Linked DNA regions of Homo sapiens: region 1 is linked to region 2. Evidence: read pairs that join two places in POLR2A ChIA-PET (ENCODE). Cell type or tissue: PC-9. All regions are shown on one strand. Each heading gives the region's core, and the rest is flanking DNA. Links, peaks and the distances in the headings are about the cores only. Region 1 overlaps MKLN1 (muskelin 1). Region 2 overlaps LINC-PINT (long intergenic non-protein coding RNA, p53 induced transcript).

Evidence for each region. Peaks named below come from ENCODE experiments on the same cell type or tissue, not always from the same donor. Only the 100,000 strongest peaks of a DNase experiment are listed, where the experiment ranks them.
Region 1: POLR2A ChIA-PET joins it to region 2 with 10 read pairs; 2 of 35 experiments call an interaction of 5 or more read pairs at or near these places.

What each region holds. Positions count from the first base shown.
Region 1 is chr7:131,411,587-131,419,983 of GRCh38, forward strand. MKLN1 (muskelin 1) reads left to right here. Exons shown (of 18, transcript NM_013255.5): 8 at 3,059-3,124. Among named protein-coding and RNA genes, the nearest start is that of MKLN1, 88 kb to the left of the region's middle. In PC-9, for the core only: no CTCF peak of the experiment used is centred there; no DNase peak of the experiment used is centred there.
Region 2 is chr7:131,009,931-131,018,327 of GRCh38, forward strand. All of the region lies in intron 3 of LINC-PINT (long intergenic non-protein coding RNA, p53 induced transcript), which reads right to left. Among named protein-coding and RNA genes, the nearest start is that of LINC-PINT, 96 kb to the right of the region's middle. In PC-9, for the core only: no CTCF peak of the experiment used is centred there; a DNase peak (open chromatin) is centred at 2,311; H3K27ac peaks cover 2,582 bases.

The DNA.
Region 1 (8,397 bases), core at 1,797-5,796, 400 kb after region 2:
ACATGGTGAGACCTGTCTCTACAAAAAATTAGCTATACAGCCGAGTGTGGTGGCTCACACCTATAATCCCAACACTGTGGGAGGCCAAGGTGGGCAGATCACCTGAGGTTAGTAGTTGAAGACCAGCCTGCCCAACATGGCAAAACCCTGTCTCTACTAAAAATACAAAAATTAGCTGGGCGTGATGGTGTGTGCCTGTAATCCCAGCTACTCGGGAGGCTGGGGTAGGAGAATCACTTGAACCTGTGAGGCAGAGGTTGCAGTGAGCTGAGATCATGCTATTGTACTCCGGCCTGGGAGACAGATGGAGATTCCATCTCAAAAAAAAAAAAAAAAAAAAAAAAAAAAAAATTAGCCAGACATGTTGGCAGGCATCTGTGGTCCCAGCTGCTTAGGGTACTGAGGTAGAAGGGTGGCTTGAGCCTGGGAGGTCAAGGCTGCAGTCAGCCGTGTTCATACCACTGCACTTCAACCTGGGCAACAGAGCGAGACTCTGTCTCAAAAAACAAAACAATAACCACAGCAAAATAAATAAAAAGCAGATGTTTAAAACAAGGCATAGGTTCCTTAACTAGGTGGCACAATTCATTTGTTATATTAAAATTTTCTTTTTAAACCTTTTTGATTTACTGCCGTAACAGAAGGTTGGGCAGCTTTTACACAGAATATCATTATAAACTGCTTTGTTAGAGGCATGGTGTAAAATTATAGGCTGTGTTGTAATGCCATACACATGTTCTTGAAAACCTTAAGTTATGCAAAATTATTTGCTAAACCTAGCAAGGCATATAAGAAAAATAGAAAGGCAGAAGACCATTCTAAATCTGTGGAACTTTATAACCAGCTACTAATAAAAACTAGTGTAATAATTGTAATAAAAATAAATATCAGTACATTTAAATTAGGTATTTATATTGAACATCATAGTGTGTTTAGAGACTTAAGCCCTGGGCTCATGCCTCTGTCTTTGAAATGTAGATCCTAGAGGGCATTTGCTTCTAATAAAGACTGTTTTCATCAAAACTTGAAATCGGATCCAGAGTATAGTCTTCTTCATGAATACCTTATTTTCATATAAGGGGGGAGGTTTTGTCACTTCTTCATCTGTACTCACTGCTTTGCCAGATAATTAACATAGTGGAAAGTGTAGCAATTTCTTAATGCAACTGTTTGTGTTAAAGGAAGGCAGTTCTATGGATACTGAGCTTTTTTCATTGTGGTCTTCATATATTACTAAGGACTTCTCTTTAGTTGTGAGAAAGCTTTCTCCTGATAGTATTGCATATTAATATGCAGGGGAAAATTGCTTAAGAACCTCCATAATTGATGTTACATGAACATCATTCTCCTATTTTATCAGTCATGTATGAGGTAATTTTCTTCAAAGACACACATATTATAGCAAACAGACAGTAATTGTGTATTTGCAAACTAATGGATTCAACATATAAAATACAAACATACTGAAAATGAATTCATTTTAGTGCTTTCTTTTTTCCCTCAGACCTCTCAGGGGTGAATATGCTTTCTAAATCTATTCTTAAAGATGGCGATACGGTACTGACTGATGAGGGAAGGAAAGAAGAAAAGGGCAAAGCTTCAATGATAATAAATTGCACAATCTAAAGGCTTAACTATTAGGATAAAGGATTTGGAGGGAACTTCTGGATGATTAGCCGCTGAATACAGTAGTAATGAAAAGCTTCAGTTTTGTATCTTATTTTCTGTATATAAGAACTGACATTTCAGTCATTTTCATAGCACCCTTGTAAAATTAGTATAAAATTGGATATTCTCAATTTTACATTAGGAGAAAGCCAATACAGGGAAACTTATTAGCCAAAGTAATATATTTCAACTAATAGGAGAATTATGAAGAAAGCCTTAGGCTTTCTAGTTCATATCAAGTAAGACATTAGAATCTTACAACCTTTTGAACTACTGAAATTAATTTATAACTTTTTTTTTTTTGAGATGGAGTCTTACTCTCGTTGCCCAGCCGGAGTGCAGTGGTGCAAACTCGGTTCATTGCAACCTCCGCCTCCTGAGTTCAAGTGATTCTCCTGCCTCAGCCTCCTGAGTAGCTGGGATTACAGGCACCCACCACCATGCCCGGCTAATTTTTGTATTTTAGTAGAGACAGGGTTTCACCATATTGGCTAGGCTGGTCGTGGACTCCTGACCTCAGGTGATCCACCCACCTTGGCCTCCCAGAGTGCTGGGATTACAGGTTTGAGCCACCGCGCCCGGCCATAACTTTATTTATGTAAGATTTGGTGTAAAGTAAGATTAGATACAAGTTGAATAATAGTGTTCTCTTTTGGAAGTTTAAATAAAGTTTTACTGATTGTATTTAAACCTGCCTATTAAGCTCTGTGATGGAAATAAGAATCAAAGTGAAGTAAATCTTAGATTTCCTCAGTCAGTTCTTACATAAAATAGTTGGTAAATTAGGTGGGAACTGATTGCTGAAATATTGGCACAAAATTAATACATTATACATTATACAAAGTTATATAAAATAATTACACAAAGTACAAAATTATACAAAAATTTTACAAAATAATTGTATACATTATACAAAATTAATATCATTAATATAAAACTTGATAGCATCTTTGTTTTCAGTAAATAGTTTGATAACTCGACTTTAAAACTGCTCATCATACTAATGAACTATGCCTAGAATATATACGGGAGATCTAATTTTGTAATTGTTTTTGACCTTCACTTTGGCACTCAAGTAGCTTAGAGATTTTTGTTTTATGTTTTTGTATAATATTCTGTGTCTTTGCTGGTTTGTGGCATTGATCATAAATAAATCAAAAATAACTTCCAAGTTCATTAATGTCCTGAAAGCATTTGGAAAAAAGAACAAGATTATTATAAACACAGATTTGAGTCATACTGTTACTTTTATGAGTCCTTTTACTTATTAATATTTTGAAAAAATAAGGGTGGGTTATTTTTACTACTGATTACAGACTTATGAATAAATTTACTCTGGATATGCTGTTCTTTGTTATTCCTTTAAAAGAAACTATTATTTCTTCTAAAGGTGATGGGGAAGATAACCGTCCAGGAATGAGAGGAGGCCATCAGATGGTTATTGATGTTCAAACAGGTGAGTAGCAGTTGCAGTGGAAAGCAAAATCTTCATTGGCTACAGGCATCGTCTAAACCAGGCAGTGGCAGGTAAGGAAGGGGCGGGGGGTGGGGGGCTCTTACACAAATGAAATTAGATTACCTAAAAAAAGTTTAACATGCGGCCTTTTATGTGTGTCTGTATGTGTGTGTATGTGTCTAGTTTATATGTGTTGTATTTTCATGGAAAACTGGTGTATTTCTGGATTTTTGTTGCACTTATATAGTAGAGTAATATGGGAATTACTGGAATAAAGAGAACTAAGATATATTTTTAGAGGAAGCAGATATCAAATTAGGCAGCTAAGTGTTGGTAAGTCCATTAATTGCTAAAAACTGTTCACAAGCCTGTAAATAATTTAGTTGTTGTTTTTTGTTTGGTTTTGTTTTTTTTTTTCCTGTCTTTTAAATTTTGTTCTGAAGCTTGGTAGCAAACTTTTTTTTAAGTTTCTAAAACCTAGGAAAACTTAATTACCATAATATTTAGAGGTTAATGCCAACATTATAATAGGTCTCAGATTAGCAGCTTAAAAAGCAAATAATACCAATAATCTACCATAGCTATATTTTATTATTGGATTTTAGAAAACTTTACTGCATAGAATACCACTCTTTCCAGGCGTAATGAATGCTCAATTATACTGTGTGTTATGCCAACTCATAGTGCTTCGGGAATAAAATAATTGCTTGGAGACTCATATTCTAAAATAATTAAGAATAAAAATGGTTACAATGTAGACACTAAGTCTTCTTGACATGAATTTATTTTCATAATTTTTGTAAGAAGAGAAATTATAATTTTTAATTTAAAATTAAAAGCTAAATTTCTATGATAACCTCTGAACTGGTTTGAGACTGTTATTAGGGTCTCTTTGGAAAAGGTTCATTTTTAAGGTATAGGAATTCACTTTCTTAATTTTGGTCCCTCTTTCCAAATGCCTTTCTGCCCTGCAGAAATAGGCTTGAATTAGCTATAGAGTCTTAGGCATCTTTTTTTCTGCCTGAGAGTATAATAAATATTCATATGCTTATTTACTAAAGAGCTAGATTTATATACAAACTGGTTTTTTATCCAGAATAATTATTTATGAATATAGACATGAAAATTTGTTTTTAGATTGTCTACACAGTAGCTTCCCCTTTTTTTGAACATAGAGTAGAATTTGTAATGCTTTTCTTTTTTCTCCATCAGTACTATAAGGAAAATATTATTAAACACCCCTCCCCTGCCCAACCTTTTTTTAAAATAGAGATGAGGTTTTGCCATGTTGCCCAGGCTGGTCTTGAACTCCTGGGCTCAAGCAGTCCGCCTGCTGCAACCTCGCAAAGTGCTTGTATTACAGGTGTGAGCTACCATGTCCGGCCCACCCTTTCAAACAAATTTGGTTGTAGTTTGCTATAATAATATACTAAATCTATGTTTATTTGAAAGGAGCCTTTACCTTTTAAAGCAAAATGCACTTTCCTTAAATATAAAAGTAATATGGTTTACTTTAACATTTAAAGTTCACCTTATCTGGGGAGGCAGAAGGAATTTTCATAGTGCTTACTGTGTTAATTATTATGAGAGATGAACCATATGTGATAGGTAAAGTACATGTGTAAGAAAGACAAAAAAATTTTCCTCTTTTTATAATCCATGAAATTCGAAAACAGAAAATTATTCAAAGAATAGGCAAATGTCATGACAGAACTTAGTGTGAGCAAGTCATTGAGAATTAAAATCTAACTTTTCAGGTCAGAGAGCCTTGAAATACTTACAATAAAGTTATAAAGGCCTAGGTATTTTTCTTTCTTTTTTTTTTTTTGAGATGGAGTCTTGCTCTGTCGCCCAGGCTGGAGTGCAGTGGCGCAAAGGCCTAGATATTTTTCTATAATATTTTTGTTTTATGCATTAGGGGTAGGATTTCAGCAAAGTCTTGATGGTCAGGGTCCTTACCCCTACTCCCTTTAAAAAAATATTTCAGCTAGGCACAGTGACTGTCTCGTGACTGTAGTTGCAACACTTTGGGAAGCCAAAGGGGGAGGATCCCTTGATCCCACAAGTTCAAGACCAGCCTAGGCAGCATAGTGAGACCCCCATCTCTATAAGAAATAAAAAAATCAGCTGGATGTGGTGGTGTATGCCTGTAGTCTCAGCTACTCGAGAGGCTGAGTCAGAAGGATTGCTTGAGCCCAGGATTGGAGGCTACAGTGAGCCATCATCACACCACTGCACACCTGCCTGGGCAACAAAGCGCAACCCTGTCAAAAAAAAAAAAAAAAAAAAAAAACTCAAAGAGGAAAAATGTTATTTGAGTAACTACTAGATTTACTTTAGAAATTATAAGAAAGCGTAGCGAGAATGACTATTGTAGTCATGGAATTTTACTCCAGATGGGACCTTTAAAAGAGTAATCTCTTTTTGATAGCTTCTAAGGATTTATTATAGGTTAGTGAAGGTGTACAAAGAAAAATCGGCCTATATCCACACTTCAATATTGACACTAGTTTATAGAAAGCTACAGAAGTACTTTAGAAATACACTTTTAAGCAAATATTTCTACCAAAGAAAATCTGGGGAATTATCCTGTTAGTAGATATTTTAGTTAGAGCCATTTTGTACCTATTTGGAGTGCTTTCTTTTTTTCTTTTATTCGTTATGAATTCTGGGTCAAACTTTATTTAGGCCCATGGTTGATGACAAAACTAGATTTTTCAGCCTTTAAAAGAAATCATGGGTGGTCATTTAATATACAGTTGTCTGTTGCTCAAGTTCTCATGCTTTTCAGTATGTTACCATTGCCACATATAGTGTGGAAACAGTACTAACTATACGTGGACATTGAGGTCGAAAGGATTTCACCAGATTCAGGTGGTCCTTGATATCAGTAATAGAGATGGCATATAAAACATTTGGAGGTGGAATTCCTCTTCTGTTTTTTTGTTTTTATTTTTTACGTTCAAAAAATATGTTTCCAAGAAGAGCTATCTGAAACCTTTTGTCGACATTTTGATATCTTAGTACAGAAATAGGGATAGAAGTGATGATTCGTTTTAAATTTATCATTCACTATAGAGGGGAAGACTAGAAGGACACATACCAAAATATTGACGTTAGTTACGTCTGGTGGTACAATTACCAGTGATTTAAAATTTTTTTATTTAAAATGTATTTTTAAAATTTCTACTTAATTATAAGTTGGAGAAAATTTTACTCAACAGCATTCTTTTTAGGAAAAGAACTGTATTTATTTGTGAAGGTGCTTTGGAGTACAAAGTAAAATACTGAGACCTGATTGTAGAAGGAACTATTTTTGTAACACTAAGAGAAATTGTCTCGTTAGCACCAGAGAAATGGAACAAGAAATAGAGATGGCCGGGCACGGTGGCTCACGCCTGTAATCCCAGCATTTTGGGAGACCGAGGTGGGTGGATCACCTGAGGTCAGGAGTTCTAGACCAGCCTGGCCAACATGGTAAAACCCCATCTCTACTAAAAATACAAAAATTAGCCGGGCATGGTGGCAGGTGCCTGTAATCCCAGCTACTCGGGGGGCCGAGGCAGGAGAATCACTTGAACCTGGGAGGCGGAGGTTGCAGTGAGGCGAGATTGCGCCATCGCACTCCAGCCTGGGAGACAAGAGCAAGACTTCGTCTCAAAAAAAAAAAAAAAAAAAAAAAGAGAGATAAATCAGGGGTGTTCAATCTTTTGGCTTCCCTGGGCCACATTGGAAGAAGAATTGTCTTGGACCACACATAAAATACACTAACAATAGCTTATGAGCTTACAAAAAAAATCACAAAAAAAGTCTCTTAATGTTTTAAGTAAGTTTACAAATTTGTCTTGGGCCACATTGAAAGCCATCCTGGGCCTCATGCAGCCCATGGGCCACAGGTTGGACAAGCTTGAGATAAGTGGTAGTAGAGCCAGCAGGATGGCAGAATGCCACATTTCATGACATGACTCTGTCTTTACTCACCAAATTCTTAGAAGTTTTCTCTAGTAAAATTGATTTGGGAGTTGATTTTTATTTACTTATTTTTTGGTAGATACTGGTGAGACAATTAGGTTTGGGGTTCAAACTGAGGTAGGACAGTAGTGAGGCAACTTCTGTGGATTCCAATGTCTGGAAGCAGAAATATGAGGAAACATGCCCTGGAACTCAATAGGAAAAGCTCTGAACTTTCACAAGACTGAAATTATGGTTCAGGTTAAATTAAACAGGTCTCTAGTTGTGACTGGGTAATCCAGGACTCTGATCAAGAGAAAACAAAAGAAATCAGAAAATACTATTCAGAAGTCTAACAACTTTCATGCCTTGGCATTCCCAATCTTTTATTTCAGCTAGCTATTGCTGTCGATTTTTTGTTCTGTTCTCAGTCCTTTGGCTATTTCATGTTTGTTTACATGAAGCTTCATGAATAGATTTTAAGGGAGCCCATGATAGTCTTTAAACGGTGTGCAAAATTTTTGTTTTTGTGTAGTTTTCTGGGAAGATTCATTACATATATATATGTATATATATATATATATATTTTTGTTTTTTTTTTTTTTTTGAGACAGAGTCTCGCTCTGTTGCCCAGGCTGGAGTGCAGTGGCATGATCTCGGCTCACTGCAACCTCTGCCTCCGGGGTTCAAGTGACTCTCCTGCCTCAGCCTCCCGAGTAGCTGGGATTACAGGCGCCCGCCCAGCTAATTTTTGTATTTTTAGTAGGACATTGTTGTGCCATGTTGGCCAGGCTGGTCTTGAACTTCTGACCTCAGGTGATCATCCTGCCTTGGCCTCCCAAAGTGCCAGGATTACATACATGAGCCATCGTGCCTGGCCTCATTACAGATATTCTTAAAGGACTTAATCCCTATCTTAATTGACATTTTATGGTAAGTACTGCTGAACCAGGTATTCAAATAAAGTGTCTTCATACAGGTGATATTCATTATTGAACTGATATTATTACAAAGTAAAACATTGCCACCTTTCTACTACTCTTGGTTTTTTTTCCAGAATTTTTGTTGCTAGATCAGAGGTATGTGAGAAAGAGAGTGGGAAGAGGTGAAGTCAGAGAAAGAGAGTGGGAAGAGGTGAAATCAGAGAAATAGCTGGGGGCACAAACTGTGTTGAGTTTTTTAGGACTTTGTTTAGGACTTTAACCTACATGCAGAGTGAAGTGGGAAGCCATTGTTGGGTTTAAGAAATGCTATGAACTGACCTTGCATTTTAACAAAACAAATTGAGTGAAGGGCAGCGAGTCCTTTAAGGATCCTATTGC
Region 2 (8,397 bases), core at 21-4,020:
ATCCAATTTCATATACCAATCAATAAGCAAGGGTCTACTAACTTCACCAAGAAAGAGAAAAAAACCTAAGTTAATGCAAAATAATTTGGATCTTAAGGACGTCAATAACATGGGCCTTGCAGAAAGTTCCAAAAAACATGCTTTCATACCTTTAACTCTATGAAAAACAAACAAGCGTTACCTCCTGCAGCTAATGAGCACTGACAGGCTCAAGGTAGTCGCCATGCTATGAAATGTGGCAATAGCTACAATGTCATCTGTTTAGTTGTTCATCAGTTCATTGCTTAGGAGCCACTCAGAAGCAGCTGGGCGCAGTGGCTCATGCTTGTAATCCCAACACTTTGGGAGGCCGAGGCAGAAGGACAGCTTGAGTCCAGGACTTGGAGATCAGCCTGAACAACACAGAGAGACCCTGTCGCTACCAATAAAAAAAATTAGGCGGTCGTGGTGGTGCACACCTGTGGGAATTTGCTGTGCTTGTGGCCAATTAAGTGTTCCACTCTGAGGACAAAAATGAATGAACCTGGGAGTCTAAGATGGGAGGATCGCTTGAACCTGGGAGGTCGAGGTTACAGTGAGCCGTGATTGCACCACCGCACTTCCTACATTCTTTTGCAATAGGAGCCTATTTTAAGTCATTCTTAGACACACAAATAAGTTAATTTTGGGGGGCAGTCTTGATCTGGATTCTTGCTTTCCTCTGCAGCAGTCCTATTATTAAGCACCATCTATACCCAGGGCACTTTCTTTTGCTCATTTTACCCATCCCAAACCTTGGCAGGAAATCCAACAGCAATGCTTTCATTCTTATCCCATCCTAATCTCAAGATATCAGTATGAAAGTCTTGAAAGTAAGGAACTAACTCAAGTAATTTCCACTTCAGATTGACTAATGGCACACTGAATGGCTCCAGCATACTCACTTACTGGCCTCTGGCAAGTGACTTAACCTTCCTTAGTTTCTTCAACCAGCAAATGAGAAGGCAGAACTAGATGACCTCAAAGGGCCTCTCAAGTATCAAAGTTTTGCTTCTGTGAAATACGTATGAGCAAGCACACTCAAGTGTAGACAATATAGATTGGCAAATAAAAGCAAGTAGGACAGCAAGAAAAGTCCCAGACTCTCAGATTCAAATCTAGCGTCTTCTCAGGAACTCAACCTACTCACACAACTATTTCCGAGAGCACTGTTAACTGCTTGTCAGAAAATGCACGTAGTAGTTCCACGGGTCATCACATTAAAAAAAAAAAGATTTGATTTCCATGTTTAAGTCAGTTTCAGAAACTGGGTTAAATAAAGTTAAACAAATTTCTCAACATCCTAGACTTTTACAGTGCTAAGAGGGCATGTGAGTTGCTAGGAGAGGTATTACAACAGAGCATTTTCCCAAACTTAGTTGCCACAGCATCCTTTTTCATAGGGCAAATCCTGCAGATCTTGTGTTCCCGGGAACAACTGGGAGTTTGCTGTGCTTGTGGCCAATTAAGTGTTCCACTCTGAGGACAAAAATGAATGGACTTGAAGGGCCACTCAGGGCCCCACCAGAAGGAGCCTTGGCTGCAGATCAAGACCCTCGACTCCACTGCAGGTTCTGCTGCCAGCTACTAGTTTGCACTGGGCCCCATTTAGCCACCTCCCCAGACCTGCTGGGCCCCACTGGCCTTCCAGGCATCCGCTGCCAGCTTCCTTCCCCAACACCCAGCCTCCCAGGCCCCAGCAGCACAGCACGGGGCCATCCTAGGTCTCTGTTCTCCTCTGACTAAACTTTGCAGAAACACTGGCTGCAGTGGCTGCTCCCATGTCACAATCCGAACAATTTATGGCCTTAATTCCACTATCATCCTAATTTCTACATAATCATGTAATAAATATTGGTAACATTTTGGAATTATTGCATAGAGAATTCTAAAAAAAAAAAAAAAAAAATTCCTAATTGTCTTGAAATGTTCTCCAATGTAGATATAACTAAAGAAAATGAACCACAGTCTCTCTTCCAACTATTTTCTTTTCACAGAACTCTCCTAATTAGCGAACTACAATTAATACTAGAAATTAGAGGAACCACGTGGGATTCTTTGAAACAAAAAAAAAGCTTTTCTGATAAGTATTATTGACTGAAATACAGTTAACATGTTTGTCACTTTCAAAAAGCCACAAATGAATTTCTCTGAAAAACCCAACGTCTTTATAAAAAAAAAAAAAAAAAATTCCACAAAATTGGGGCTCTGCCAAAACGTGAATGTTGCAAAACCATGTGTCACATGCCCTCCTTCAGTTTCATGTTAATCACTACAGCAAGGATTAAACTTTTGGAGACTGGAATTCAGAAAGGTCAGACAGGGATTCAAATGCTGTCCTAGCTGGCTGGGAAGTACTGAGGCAAGTTACTTAATTTTTCTTTAATCCCAGTCCCGTAAGCCATTAAAGGAAAACAGAAATACCCAGCTCACAGGATGGTTAAGTTTTAAGTAACATCAAGCTGAACTTGCCTAGCAGATTGGAACCTACATTAATTAGAATTAGGTTTGGCTCAGGGTGGCAGGAGACCCAAAATATCAGTGGCTTAAACAAGAGAAGTTTCCTTCTCAGGGAAGTGCCCAGGAAGGTTAGCATGGCAGTCCACCCATGTGTGACCTCAACCTCACGGTTCAAGATGGTGGCTTCCACATTCCAGACAGAACGGGAAAGGGACGGAGAAGAAACGGCAAAGCAGGAAGACACACTGTCCCTTAAGGAAGGTTCCTGGAAGGGCCCACGTGGTAACTCACCTCCCACTGACCAGAATTTAGTCACATGACCATATAGCTGCCACGGCCCCAGCTATGAAGTAGGTCTCAGGTTGCTATATAAAGCAGGAGTATGGACACTGGGGGCCAACCAGCAGGCTCTGCCACAAAACCCAGTAATGGCTCATCTCCTATCTCCAGTGGCTTCAGCTTCCAGGAGGAGTAACATTCAGCCTGTAGGCACTGGTACAGCATGCCAGTTATTTGAGCTGGCATCCGCCCTGAATGACTGGATTCCCATGCTGTCCTAGTAGTTAAATATTTTGCAAATTACCCTTGCCTTTGGGAAGCTCTGCCTTAAATTTCCACAACAAACAAGATTTCCTTAATAGCACATGCTGTTTGGGACATACATTTTCCCCAAACTGATTAGTTTTCTTTCCTGAAAAGGTACAGAGCCCAGCAACTTGCTTTAACAGAAAAATTAATTTTGCTGAATTACAGGGTTCAGTTTTCAAAAAGGAACACTTCACCGTTAACTCTACAGGCACTCCATCTTGATGCTGCTGTCTCCTGGACGCACAAGTACGGAGGCGTGGTGGTGGAAGAAAGCCACTGTCTCCACTGTCTACGTCCCCACCCTGCTGTCCTTCCCACCTCTTCCTCACTGACAGTACCTGTCAGCCAAGGATGGGGGAGGAGAAAGAGCAGTGTGGACTTTTAAGAGAACCTTCAATGCACATGTGGCTTATCTGTGAGCAGGCTGTGCCGAATAAGCCACAATGCGTCACAATTTGACTTAAACTCAATTAACGCTAAGATTCATTTTCTTTTCTTTTTTGAGATGGAGTCTTGCTCTGTCGCCCTCAGGCTGTCCTCAGGCTGGAGTGCAGTGGCGCAATCTTGGCTCACTGCAAGCTCTGCCTCCCTGGTTCACGCCATTCTCCTGCCTCAGACTGGTGCTAAATCAGGGTGACCCAGACCTAAAATAATTTCTTTTCAATCTCATCTTTCTGTTCTAATTATTTCCAAGAGTTTCAATCAGCATTTCCTAAGTTGTGTTCTACAAGTGTTAAAAAGGGTTGTATTTAAAAAAAAAAAAATCAGTACTAGAAATACTTTTTTCCTAAAACGTATTACATTTATGTAAGAAAAACAGTTTTAAAGCTTTAATTGTTGCAGAATAGCCAGAAGCTAAGAAATGCTGGGCCGGCGTCAGGAGAAGGTGTGCCCAGCGGCCTCGTGCGGGTTTACGCTCTGGCCACAAGCAGCCAGCCCTACGCTCTCACTCAACCGTGCAATTCTTTCTGTCCTACGTGACCCTAGTTTCCTAAATGACCTATTCTGCATCCTGCACATTTTAAGAATGTGTTTTATTTCTCCTTCATTATTTGATTGATTTTTTTCTACTACTAAAACAAGCATATATTTACAAAGTATATGAAGCAACACGTATACGGTGAAAGTCAATCTTTTTCACCAGTCTTCTTGTACTGTTTCCATTCCCAGAGCAAAGTATTCTGTTTCTTGTGAATCTTTCTAGATTACGTATTTCCTAACCATAAAAGGTGGCATAAATACATGCTGTTTTGCACACAATACAGAATGCATTTCCAATATTCTAATTTTTTATCATTTTACAAAGCTTCAATGTAATCATCAGCACTTGCTGTAACTAATGTTACTAAACGCTCTGGAGCCGAAATTGAACAGCAGCATTTACCGTTATATATAGGTGCTGTTTAACTATGTATGGACCTCACCAATTATCAGTAATAGTCCAACCCTGAAAAGCTATTGGCACCAATTTTCTTTCCCACAATTAACTTACTATGGAACACTAATTCTCAACAGACAGCTGGAAGACATGTCTTCCGAGAAAAGCATCAGAACTTCAAGTGGGAAGGGAATGAAGATGCAAGCTCTCCATCCAATCACAGAAATTTCACGATGTCCTCCCTGGGAGTTATCGCTTCTCCCATCTCTCTCCTGTGGAAAGTCACTGCATTTAACGACAGATGTAACTGAACCAAGTGCGGCACTGTGTAACAGAGCCTTCTGCAACAGTGGAGATGTCCCCATCCATGCTATCCAACACCAGAGCTACCAACCACAAAGGACTAAGGAGTACTTCACATCTAGTACAACTGAGGAATGTTTCAGTTTAATTTAAAATACGGATTCAAATGTAAATAGCCACATGTGCCTAGCGGTCACTGAATTGTGGGAAGTCAGAAAAAGATACCAACTCTTCTTATAAAACAGAGGAATAACAGGAACTGTGTATGAATATATAGGGTAAGCCTAGCAGATTACGCCCAAGCACATCTCCTAAGAATTGTCTTTCTTAACATATGCAAGGCTGAGTGGACCAGTTCCAAAAATAATTTGTTTAGTTAAAGTTGGAACAAGCATCAAGTTATGTTGCAATTACCTCTAAAATTTGAAATTAAAATAATTTTAATTTACCCAAACTCTATGTTTGATTATGCATTCTGTTTTACATTTTTCCTGGCATGACGTTGCATGTGGATCACACTAAATTAACAGTTTCCCTGTTAGGCGAAAAAAACAAACTGCAGAACGGTATGTACAATGTTATGCCAACCATGTCAGTGTATATGTTTGTATAGGAATACAATTCCTCTAGAACACTGCTGTCTAACAGGACACTTTGTAAGAATGGAAACGTTCTATGTCTGCACTGTTCATCACGGCAGCCACCAGCCACATGTGGCCATGGCACACTTGAAATATGGCTAGTGTGACTGAGGAACTCAATGGTTAACTATATTTCATTTTAATTAGTTTAAATTCAAACAGCCACAAGTGGCTAATGACTACCTTATGAGATGGTGCGAGAAGACTAAACAAACCCCAAACTTAAAATGGCTACCTCCCAGGGATTATGACTGGAGGGAAGAAAATAAACTTTTACTTACTTTAAATACCACTGTGTTGCTTGGATCTACTTATTTAATTGTGTACAACTGGCATGTACAATGCATTAAACAAACAGATAAAAAGGGGAGGTATCTTAGCCAGCGTGGGCTGTTCTAACAAAATACCATCAACTGGGTGACACAGACAAAAGGAATTTATTTCTCACAGTTCTGGAGGCTGGAAGTTCAAGATCAAGGGGCCGGCAGATGTGGTTCCTGGTGAGGGCTTTCCTCCTGGCCTGCTGTGCCCTTACAAGGCAGGGAGAGACGGAGCACTTGGGTCTCCCTTCTTCTTATAAGGACACAAATCCCAATATGGGGGCCCTACCTACATGACCTCATGAAAACCTCATTGCCTCCCAAAAGTTCCACATCCAAATACCATCGCATTGGGAGTCAGGCCTTCAATATAGGGATTTTGGGGGAAGACAAAAACATTCAGTCCATTACAGAAGGAGAAAGGGAAAAATCAAAGATTCCTTCTCCTTTCTGTATTTTTCTCCACTCCATTCGCTTAGCTTAATAAGTACTATGGAAACATTAGGCATCTGAAATCTGGTTGTGTTTTGTTTTGTTTTGTTTTGGTAGAGACAGGGTCTTGCCGTGTTGCCCAAGCTGGTCTGAAACTGTTGGCCTCAAGTGATCCTCCTGCCTCAACTTCCCAAAGTGCTGGGATTACAGGTGTGAGGCACCGTGCCTGGCCTGGTTCTTGAATAGCTGGAACAATGGCATTTCCAACCAAGCAGATATGCAACCAAGTATCTGGACCTTAGGCTATTATAAATTCCAGTGTGAAACAATGTACTAGTGATTCAAAGTCCTCATGTTTACACAATCTCTTGATGACCCCAACAAATGAATGGAGGTGCCAAATCCATGCTAGGCAAGCTGGAAATGACACTTCCCTTGTTACCTTTAACCATACTTGTTCATTGTTCATTGCTGTGCTGCAAGGAGCTGAACTACCTTAAAATGGTCCCAGAAGCTCCCTCTGGGTTGCCTCAACCAACTAGCCTCTCCCAGCTCTTTCCTTTGGAAGCCAAAGGCACTTTATTCCAGTGGAAGAGGTCATATTCAAGCTCAGCTTCCCACAAGCCCAGTGGCTTCCTCCACTCTGAGTGTGGGGATACCGGGGTTTCCCACAGATACTGAGGTCTCCAGGTACAGGGATGCTGGCATTCCCAAGCAATGCCTGCAAACAGCCATCCCAAATCCATATATCCCGATCCTAAGCAGCCTTTATGTTCACCCACGGTCAAAGCTGCTTTCTTGTTCCCCATAAAAAAAAGATTAGGGTGGTTGCCAGGGGGTGAGGAGAGGGAAAAATAGGGACTGATTGCTTAATGGAAACAGGGTTTCTTTTGTGAGGGGATAAAGAGGCTTTGGAACTAGACAGAAGGGTAGCTGTACAACATTGTGAAGGTACTGAAATGCCATTGAATTATTCACTTCAAAATGGCTGATTTTATGTTATGTGGATTTTGCCTTCAAAAACCTATTAAAAATAAGGCCAGGCGTAGTGGCTCATGCCTGTAATCCCAGCACTTTGGGAGCCAAGGCAGGTGGATCACCTGAGGTCAGGAGTTCAAGACCAGCCCAGACAACATGGTGAAATCCCGTCTCTACTAAAAATACAAAAATTAGCTGGGTGTTGTGGTGCGTGCCTGTAATCCCAGCTACTCAGGAGGCTGAGGCAGGAGAATCACTTGAACCCAGGAGGCAGAGGTTGCAGTGAGCCAAGATCGCGCCATTGCACTCCAGCCTGGGCGACAAGAGAGAAATTCTGTCTCAAATAATGAATGAATGAATGAATGAATGAATGAATGAATGAATGTCAGGGGCAACATTCCATCAGTCACACAGAACTGCCCTGGTGGACCGCCTTCCTCCCTGTTCTCAACCAAGCTTTGTAAGATTTCCTTTTCCCTAACAAGCCTTGTAGAATTTGTCCTGAACCCTAGGGACCATGAGGGAACTCGCCTAACCTCTCCAACACTTTATGTTTCCAACACAGCCACAGATCCAGCTGTTGCTCTGGAGTTTTTCTCTGTGAATATTTTTTCATCTTGTTCTGCTATTTCCTACCATATTCCCCACAAGGAACTTTCACTCAGCATCCTACTGGAATTCAACATTGTGGGTTAATGCTATGCTCCTTGTCTGCAGTGGTGAAAAAATTCCTCAAGAGACTTTGACTGGAAACTTGATTGCTCTGCTTCAATCAAACACAGTGGCTGGACCTATCTGGACAATGGGTGCAATCATTATGATTATGGTCAATTAATATCACCAACCCATTGTTTGACTAAACTGACAAATGGCTGAAATAGTGGAATTAGCTGATTGTTCTCCCTTATTACACCCTCATACAGCAACCCCTGGTAGGAATATTAGTAGTAAGGAGGTGAAAGTAGGGGGATAAAGACAAATGGGTTTCTTCAGCCCTCTCTCTGCCACCTCTGCCACCTCTACTCCAGCCCCTGGTCATGCTCTAGAACCATGTTTCCAAAATAAATTTGACTACGAAATCCTTTTTTCATGGAACACCTGCCAACATCTCCTCCTATTCACCTTGCACATCCCTCACTTTCCCCATTTCAGTAGATAGCACTTCCCTTTACCTAGTTGTTCAGTCTAAAAGTCTTGGAATTATCCTTGGTTCTTCTTTCTCTCATACCCTACAACCGAGCTATCAACAAATTATACCAGCTTTATCTTCAACATCCCC